2 separate regions of the Homo sapiens genome follow, and region 2 is linked to region 1. A link is a loop called in an ENCODE intact Hi-C map of the cell type or tissue named here. Cell type or tissue: dorsolateral prefrontal cortex. All regions are shown on one strand.

The links. Hi-C counts contacts between places; a loop is a spot of excess contacts. Peaks named below come from ENCODE experiments on the same cell type or tissue, not always from the same donor. Only the 100,000 strongest peaks of a DNase experiment are listed, where the experiment ranks them.
Region 2: a loop joins it to region 1, with 6 times the contacts of the local background. A loop is called at or near these places in 93 of 110 quality-filtered maps.

What each region holds. Positions count from the first base shown.
Region 1 is chr7:135,278,696-135,283,695 of GRCh38, forward strand. The region is part of intron 3 of LOC107984123 (a long non-coding RNA gene); the gene reads right to left. It also overlaps the pseudogene SLC23A4P. Among named protein-coding and RNA genes, the nearest start is that of STRA8, 47 kb to the left of the region's middle. In dorsolateral prefrontal cortex, a CTCF peak has its summit at 2,966 (motif pointing right); a DNase peak (open chromatin) is centred at 2,986; H3K4me3 peaks cover 740 bases.
Region 2 is chr7:135,643,152-135,648,151 of GRCh38, forward strand. It overlaps NUP205 (nucleoporin 205), which reads left to right. Exons shown (of 43, transcript NM_015135.3): 39 at 41-207; 40 at 1,744-1,867; 41 at 2,317-2,445; 42 at 3,007-3,080. Among named protein-coding and RNA genes, the nearest start is that of STMP1, 17 kb to the right of the region's middle. In dorsolateral prefrontal cortex, CTCF peaks have their summits at 2,361 (motif pointing left) and 2,567; a DNase peak (open chromatin) is centred at 2,367; H3K27ac peaks cover 611 bases.

The DNA of each region.
Region 1 (5,000 bases):
CCATTGCTCATTATTGTTTTTATTATATTTTCCTACAATTAGTGCTTATTTGGATTTACCTAGTACTGTGAAGTAAACGTTTGTGTTCCCTCAAAATTCATATGATGGTGTTTGAAGATGGAGCCTTTGGGAAGAAACTAGGTTTAGATGAGGTCATAAAGTGATATGGTTTGGCTGTGTCCCCACCCAAATCTCATCTTGAATTATAGCTTCTATAATTCTCACATGTTGTGGGAGGGACCTAGTGGGAGAACCGAATCATGGGGGTGGTTTCCCCCATACTGTTCTCATGGTAGTAAATAAGTCTCACAAGAGCTGATGATTTTATAAGGGGTTTCCCCTTTCACTTAGCTCTCATTCTCTCTTGCCTGCTGCCATGTAAGACGTGCCGTTCACCTTCCGCCATGATTGTGAGGCTTCCCCAGCCACCTGGAACTGTTTGGTCCATTAAACTTCTTTTTCTTGATAAATTACCCAGTCTTGGGTATGTCTTTATCAGCAGCATGAAAACAGACTAATACATAAGGGAAAAGCCCCTTTGATGGGCTTAGTACCCTTATAAAGAGAAGAGATTTTTCTCTGTCTTCTCTCCTCTCTCTCTCTGCATGTACCAAGGAAAGTCTTTGTGAGGACACAGCTAGAAGGTGGCCATCTGCAAGCCAGGAAAGGAGCACCCCTCAGAAGCTGACCATGCTGGCATCCAGATCTCAGACTTCCAGCCTCCAGTACTGTGAAAAAATAAATTTCAGTTGTTCAAGCCACCCAGTCTATGGTTGGTTTTTGTTTTTGTTTTGTAAAGACAGGGTCTCACTATGTTGCCCAGGCTGGTCTCGAACTCCTGGACTCAAGCAATCTTCTGGCCTTAGCCTATGAAGTAGCTGGGACTACAGACATATACAGGCACTGCACCCAGCTATAGTATTTTGTTGTGGCAGCCCAAGCTGACTAACCCACCTATGTTTTCTACCCATATGTTCCTCTGCTCACTTATAGCTTCTTTTCCACCACTCTTTCATTCGAGATTCCATTTCCTTTTTCCTGAAGTTTAGCTTTTAATAATTATTTTAATAAGGGTCTGTGACTGATAAACTCTTAGTCTTCGTTTACCTGAAAATGTCTTTATTTTGCTATCAGTGTTGCCTGATGTGGGGTTCTACAGTGGGATAGAATTCTAGGATGATAATATTTTCTCTTAGCATTTTGAAAATATTCCATTGTCTTCCAGCCTCTACCGTTGCTAGTGAGAAGGCTGCTAACTGTCCAATTGCTATTCTTTTGTAGGCATTTTTTTCTGTCTTATTACTTTTAAGATTTTTCTCTTTGTATTTGTATTGCAGTTTCATTATGATATATCTAATTGTAGACTTAATTGTTTATTACACTTGGGACTACATGTGCTTTTAAAATCTGAATATTCATATTTATCTGTTCCAAAATAGTATTAGCCATTATATCACTTCTAATACTATCACTTTTCCATTTTCTCATTATCACTTTCAGGAATTCCTGTTAGAAACATGCTGGACTTCTCAGTCTAGCTTCACATTTCTTAACTTCTGTTTCATATTTCTCATCCTCTATTTCACATTTCCCATCTTTTTATCTCTCAGTGCTGCATTCTGGATTATTTCCTTAGATAATCTTTCAATTCATGAATATCTCTTTAGCTGTGTCTAAATGCTGTTTAACTCATTAAATGCATTTTTTAATTGCAGTGACTTTATTTGTTTTTATTACTAAACTTCTATTTGGTTCTATGTTCAAATTTCCTTGTTCTTGTTTCATTTTATCTTCTAGATTATGGTTTCTATTGCTTCTTGAGTCTCTTTAATTATTTTAAACATATTGATTTACTATTATCTTTTAAATTGTTCTATTAGCTCTGGATTCTACTGATTCTCTCTCATAATACATTATTACCTGGTGTGAAATGACAAAATTTATGTCTGTGAACTCTTCTTCAGGGGCATTCTTTTTCTTCCCTGTGTCTTACGTGCTTTAGAATGTGGAAATATCCCTAAAGAATAATTGTACATTTTCTTCTGTGAGAACCACAGGTATTTTATTGGCAGGACCAGTTTTAGCTTTAATTTCTGAGCTTGCAAATCTTTCCACCACACCCATATGTGTTCACGTGTTGTAGAGTTGGAGTCCTTATTTTTCATGCAACTCCATATTCTAACACTTCCCACAGACCTCTAGGAAGAATAAAAGTTTCCTTGTTTATTCCCTGGAATGGTAGCGTTATTATTTCCCACGCTCACTGAAGTGGGTGCTCTTCCAGATCCCAGTTGATCATTACAACCCAAGCTCCTAGCCTTCGGTCCTATATCTGGGTCTGATTCTTTACCTAACCATCATAAGCCACATGATCCTGGCTATAATTCCCATCTTTGTTTCTAGAAAGTAAGGTTTTCCTCCTTGGTTTTGAACTTGATTCTGGATTTAATAACCGTTCATCCAGCATTTTCAGGTGTTGGTAATGTTTGTGGGTTCTATGTTAGCTCAAACTACCATGATACTGGAGGATGACGTTTAAATTGGTCTAAGGTGTTGAAAACTGAATTTGCCGTTTCTTCCCACGGTTTTCTACTTTTTCTGCAACCACCATTCCCGCAAAACAGAATCATCTTTCACTTTTCCCTCTCCACTACTTCTTGCATCCCAATGAGTAATGATAATCCTGTTGGTTCCATATTGCTGTCACTTTCATCTGTGGCTAGTATTGTGCTGTATAATTGGTCGGCTGACCGTCAGTGGTTTCAAACCTTGAGATGTGTGTGGATCAGTATAACTTAGTGAAACATGAGGAATCTATCTTCCCTTCCAATAGGCTGACTCGGTGAATAAAACCAATCAATCATCAATTAATAAGATGAAGTTGCAATTAGCAAGAACTTTCTCGTGTTTACAGCACTGGTGAAAAACATTGGCCCAGCAGAGGGAGCTAAAATACCACAGCTAAGACCCCAGGTTTGTGACACACTGTGTTGGACACTTGGGGGCAGTGTGGGTGAAGATGGCTCCCTTAGACCTGGGCCCTCTGTTTCAGAGCAACGATTGGCAAACTTTTTCCGTAAAAGGCCAGATAGTAAATATTTTAGAATTTGTAGGCCACATGTAGTTTCTGATGCACGATCTTTTTGTAAAACAACCTTTAAAAGCATTCTTAGTTCATGGGCCATTAAAGGAAAAGAGGTCACAGGCTGGATTTGGTCCAAGAGCCATATTTTGCAAACTGCTTTAGAGGATTCTACATATCACAAGCACAAAAGTAAACAGCAAATGTATTAAAGAAAATAAGAATGCCTCTGTCACTTGGAATCTAGTCCTCAGTGCTGGCAGGGCATGACCCAAATCCCTAAACATCCACTCTCACTACTGATACTGTTCAGGCCCCCAGGAACATTCCTTTCCATAACTGTTGTCCACCGTCCTCAAAACACAAGGCAACTGCTTCTAAATGCACTGAAGTTTTCTGTTTTTGCATTTTTAGACAGAGTCTTGCTCTGTTGCCCAGGCTGGACGGCAATGGCACAATCTCGTCTCACTGCAACCTTTGCCTCTCAGGTTCCAGAGATTCTCGTGTCTCAGCCTCCCGAGTAGCTGGGACTACAGGCGTGCACCATCACACCCGGCTAATTTTTGTATTTTTCATATAGATGGGGTTTCATCATGTTGGCCAGACTGATCTCAAACTGCTGACCTCAGGTGATCTGCCCGCCTCAGCCTCCCAAAGTGCTGGAATTATAGGCATGAGCCAACACACCCAGCCATACTGAAGTTTTTTCAGTTGTTCCATTGCAGTGATAGAGGCAGACATTGCATTAAAATACAGGAAGGATTTGAGCAGCAGAAGGGCTTAACTAGGAGTAAAGACGAATTAACTTGTCAGATCTTATTTCTTGGGAAGTAGGAAGGCAACAGATTCTTACATAAGGAATCGTAGTTCTCAGCGGGGCTGAGTGTAGGGAAACCCTGCCCTGGAATCTAGCAGAGCAGATGCCCAGTTTTAATTTGGATTTACCAAAGCCAAGTATAGGCTCCCCGGGGGACAGCAAAAAGCAACAAAAACAGGAAACCCCACAAACCCACAAACTGCATGTGTGCTGTGATTCATTCTATTGATGATACGATATGAATAGACTTCGCTGAAGAACTTCTTGATTTGGAAAAGGTAGTGCAGCACATACCGCTCTGAGATTGGACAACCGACCTGGCAAAACTCCAGGCCCCACCAGCTTGACGGGTGAAGGCCTTAGGTATATCTTGGTCTAGAGCTACATGGAACAGTTCTTTAAAGCTTGAAATGCCTTGTTAACTCTGGGTCCACCCTGAGATAAAAAGGAAGGACAGGAATTTGATGAGGCAATTGAGTCTACTTACATCTGGCTGTACTTTTGGACTATATGTCAGAGTACAGGCACATGCAAAAAGGCTGTCGTTGAAAGTAGAGAAGAGTAACAGAAGGTTCTAGCTGAAATTCACAAGTTAGGGCTCAGATTGGTCTATTGCATCCTCACAGGCACAGTGCTCCTGAGCTATGGGAAGTGTTGGTGATGGAGTCTACGCTGAATGAGGACTGACCCTGCAAAAGACAGGTGTCCAGCACTGCCATGGGGCTTTTGGTGCAGATGTGGCCCAAGGCAGCTACTCAACCACTCTGCCTTTGAAAGACCATTACCAAGCAGTCCACCACTGGGCATTGTTTGGGGTTAGACCACTAATGAATAAGCAAATAAGTGTAAATCAGAGATGTCAATCATGTCTTGAGTGATGTCAGAAAGACATTCTAATGAGGAACGGCCTGATAAACAAAATGTGTTGATTACAGGGAAATAGTCATATTCAGGAAAAAAAAAGACAATTACCCAGGAAAGATACATAATATCCACAAGCAAGTGATTTAGTCCCCATCCCCTAGGGCAGCCAAACCTCACAGTATAATCTAAATCCAGCAACAGAGACTTGGGCCCCATTGTACAAATCTTTGAATTCAA
Region 2 (5,000 bases), 360 kb after region 1:
TTATAAGTGGAACATTGTTTTATGTCATCACCTCTATTAGATACCCAAGCTCCAGTGGTTCCATACTGGCGCCTGCCTGGTTTAGGCATTATCATCTACCTGCTGAAACAGAGTGCTAATGATTTCTTCAGCTATTATGACAGTCATCGACAGAGTGTCAGCAAGCTACAAAATGTAGAGCAGCTTCCCCCAGATGAGATAAAAGAGGTACGAATCTTATAATGAGCTGGGGGGACTTGAGAAATCATTGCTGTTACTAGGCCAGGGTACTCAGACTGAGTAAAGACAACGTATACAGTATGACTGAAGGAATTGGAATGATTCTTCTGTGTGATTTGAAGAAGACTCCTTCGCCGTAGCACCAGCCTTATAAGCATAGAAACTCTTGACTGAAAAACAGTGAAGTGTAGCACCTGTTCAAGAAAATAGAAAGGCAGCTGGCCTTTGAATGAAGAGTTTTGGGTCATTTATACTCTAAAATCTGTTCTGAGAAAGGCTTCTGTTACAGATTTTTTTTTTAATAGAACTTGGGTAAATGTCTCTGTGCCTTCAGCATCTTCAATATCTGTTTAGCAAATCTTTCAAACAAATGGGATAGCATATGAGACTTGACTGCCTTCCCTCAGTGACCCAGAAGCATTCCCTCTACTTACAGTATTAATAACTAAAGATGCTGCATTACCAGGATTGCTACTAAGTAGCTTGCTGCCTTTTCCATTTGGCACAGCTGAATGTAAGGCATCTCTTGGCCAGTTCCTAAGGCAGTGCTGAAGCTTCCTGGTGTCCTGTCGCAGCCTGAATGTTGAGCCACTTTGTCATTCCTGGTTTGCACCAAGTTTTCTAAAAACTTCCATGTTACTCTTATGAGTAGTCCATGCCTACTCCCTCTTGCCACTTTTCTGGTAAACTCAGGGGACATTTATTGAGTGTCTACAACATGCCAGGCCCTGAACTACATGTTCTACCTAACACCCGGGCAGATATTGTTTCTATTCTCATTTCTCATGTGAGGAAACTGAGGCACAGAAGACTTGCATAACTTACCCAAAGGCATGTAGCTGGCAGGAACAGGGTGAGGCAGGAGTCAATGACTGGGTTTAGGTAACCCCTGAAATTTTGGGTTCATGCCTGGCAGTCCTTCCTCTAATGTGTAGCTAATCAGTGATGTTTGTACTTGTAAGAGGAATTGCATCATCATCATGAAGCGCGTGGCCTTCCATCAGCCTCACTTCAGTACGCCTTCTGTGGAACCCAGCATCAGAACATTAGCTGGAACAACTGTGCTTGTGTGTGTGCCACATTGAGAAGTGGTCATGGGAGCTTTGGTTGATGATCAGATTTTAGTTATGCTCTAGGTGTCTACCTTGTATTTTTTGCAGAAGATACCTGACAACTGTTAGAAATTCTCCATGGGATTGTTATAGCTACTGTTTGAAAAACCTATCATTTTGTCTTGGTTTGTTTTAATGTGACAGGAAATTCAGGGTTTCATCAGCAACCCTGACTGTGTTTCAGGGACAGACTTTTTCAAAAGGCAGCAGATAAATGTTCATTTGTGAATTTGCTTCTTTGGCTGTAATTTTTAAAAATTGCTAGCTTCTTAGATAAAAACTCTTATCTGCAAGGATGTTTAAATTTGAGTGTTTTTCATAGCATTTATCATGGTGACCTGCTGATAGTAGTTTTTCATTAAAAATTTCATTCCAGTTGATGTCATTCTAATACCACATTTGTTTCTTCTAGTTGTGTCAGTCTGTGATGCCTGCTGGTGTTGATAAAATCTCCACTGCTCAGAAATATGTTCTAGCAAGACGGCGCTTGGTGAAGGTGATCAACAATCGAGCTAAACTGCTTTCCCTTTGTTCTTGTATCCTTTATGAAATCATGCACTTGAATGATGACCTTGAAATATAGGAACTGTTCACTTATTCTCATATTATTTGGGCACCAAAACCAGGTGGAAGGAGATAAACTTAATTTTTTCCCAGTAAATGCCTAATGTATTTCCAAATCATAGTTTTTGTTCTTATCTTTTAGAGTAGCTGGTAATACTGATAAAATACATGGGCACTTTCTGTTAGGGAAGAAGGTAGGGACATGAGACTGCTGGCACAGGACCCCAAGGTCCCCACCTCTTTCCTCAGCACACCTTGCTGCTTCCTCTTGAGGAGCCTTCAGTGAGACCCTGTCTGTTAGACTGAGGCTGTGGGTACCTCATTAAGTGAGTGCAGTCTGTCCTTTTTTCTTCTCCTCCGAAACTGGTGTGTAAAACATATTTGATGAGATTATGTTCCTTTAATCTGAGCTCTGGTATAGTTATCATAGAGACCTGCCTATTTATTCTTTGGCGCCATCTGGAGTACTACTTGTTACATTGCATGCCCACGGATTCTCAAGATTCCTTATTTGCCTCGAGAACCTTGTTTAAAAGCAGAAGACTGCAAGGTAAACTTTCTGCTAAAAATTAATGAACCATAAATACCTATTTGTGCCTTGAAAAGCTAGTACCAGTTTTTTTTTATTTTTGTTTCCAGATTACTTAGAGTGAATTGGGTGAATCAAGAGCTGTTTAGTCACTAGACGTAGCTATTTCTTGCATTTTACTTTCTGTTCACGGGACATTGTGCTGAGCATAAGAATATTCTAGAGCCTGCTCATCAGCTGTTCCTTAGCTTCTTGCTGCAGTTAGGGGGCTGATCCAGCTCTAGAAGAATGGAGGAGGTCTGCTATTATGCTGATTCTTATTGCTGGAGTGGGCCTCTGTGACTGATGGCCATATATTGGATCCCTTAGGTGGAAGGAAATAGAGAAAAGCTGAGAACCCTGGTCTGGACCAGTGAAATGCTTTCTAGGGGCTTCCATTTGCTAAAAGTTGAAAATTGAGTTCCCAATCTTGAGCCGTGTTTTTCATGGTGCTATTGTTATTATTCATTGTCATCAGGTTCCTCCACTGTGTGGTAGATAGGTACTTGCACAGCCGGTATGACTCTGTTTTTTTATCTCTAGATTCCTTCGCCTCAGAAACCAATCTAGATTTTAGAAGTGGGCTGGCTATAGTGAGCCAACATGATTTAGACCAGGTAAGGTTCTATTCTCATATTCTTTTATTTTTCTTCATTAAAGTAAAAGGGCTGGGTGTGATGGTACACATCTGTAATCCCAGCATTTTGGGAGGCCGAGACGGGAGGATTGCTTGAGCCCAGGAGTTTGAGAGCAGTCTGGGCAACATAGTGAGACCCCGTCTCTTAAAAAAAAAAATTGGCATACTGTGGTGGCATGCACCTGTAGTCACAGCTACCTGGGAGGCTGAGGTGGGAGAATCACCTGAGCCTGGGAGACTGAGGCTGCAGTGAGCTGTGATTGCACCACTGCACTCCAGCCTGGGCAACAGAGCAAGACCTTGTCTCCAATAAATGAATGAAAGAGTGAAGCAAGACCTTGTCTCCAATAAATAAATAAATAAATGAATGAATGTAAGTAAGTAAGTAAAAAGGAAAGCCTGGTATGTTAATAAGATTATGATTTTCAGGGTTGCTTACAGACACCTGGTTTGAACTCTAGCTTGACCATTTTAACAGCTATATGACTTTGAACAACTTACTTAACTTCCGAGCCTCAATTGCTTCATCTAAGAAATAGGAGGATTCAACCTCAGAGGGTTTTGTCAGAATTAAGTGAGGTTTCATGTATGTGAGGCTGCTAGTGTTGTACCTAGAACATGGTAAGCATTCCGTGATTGGTAGGCATTATGATCTGGAAACTCCTGATGTCTTTTGATTAGCTTTGTAGAACTTTTTAGGTACAAAGTATCACTCAGCACTTATTTTTCAGGAAATAATTTAATGGTGAGATTGAGAGCAGCCAATACAAATCCCGCCGTCATAGACCATAGTACACAACACTGTGCTCTTACTAACCTGTTGATCAGTAGTGTTAGAATGAATGAAGAGTATGCCAAAAACAATTACAATGAAAACCTCATATTAAACTAATAGCAAAGTTATGTTTCTAACAAAGCAGGTATCAGGGTGTGTGATGTTAGGGAAAATGAATTACAGCTAGATCCTCTGCTAGCCATCTGAATGTCCTTAGCCATGATTTGATAAAGCCTCTGCTCCTCCCAAATCCCTCTTTTTGCTATTTTTCTTAAAACAAGGTTGGGAATGAAAGGTGCAGTTACAGCAGCCTCCAAAGCACAGCTTGCTGGATATCATGAATACCACGCTCCCATCCCAATCCAGACTACATTCGCCCCTTAGTGACTTTATAAAAGGAATTCGTTTTGTGGCTAGGCTTGTTTAGGAGAACTAGTGTTAATTGAGGCCATGTGCAAAATTAGCCAAAGAAGATTATTCAGAAGTTTGTTTGTTTGTTTGTTTTGTCTGAGAGACAAGGTCTCACTCCATTACCCAGGCTGGCATGCAGTGGTGTGACCACAGTTCACTGCAGCCTCAACCCCCTGGGCTCAAGTGATTCTCCCGCCTCAGCATCCTGAGTAGCTAGGACAACAAAAATAAATATATTTTGAAGTAATAACTGTTACTATTTCATTTAGACTGCTTTGTGAAAAAGCTAGAAAAAAATGCAGGATTAATAAATAATCTCACACTCTGTGTTGTGATTTTAATGCAAAACTGAAAACAGGTAGATTGATCTAATATTGTACTTAATTTTAGTCTTTTAGTATAACATCAAAAAGATCCATCTGAAACTACATATGCATTCTAGAATATATATGAATTCTAAAGCATATAACAGGTGTATCCCCACATTAATATTTTTTGAAAACAAAAGCATGCAAGTGGGTTTTTAAAAATTGCAAAATGAAGTAAAAAGTAAAAGCTTCTTTCCCACCTACCCTCCTGTCCTCCCTCCCTCCCTTCCTTCCCTGCATTCTCCTTCCCTCCCTCCCCCGCCAGTCTTACTGACTTCTTGTATGGCCCTTCAGGAAATGTTTTTGTGTGTATGTTAGTATATCAGCATCAGCATCAACATTCATT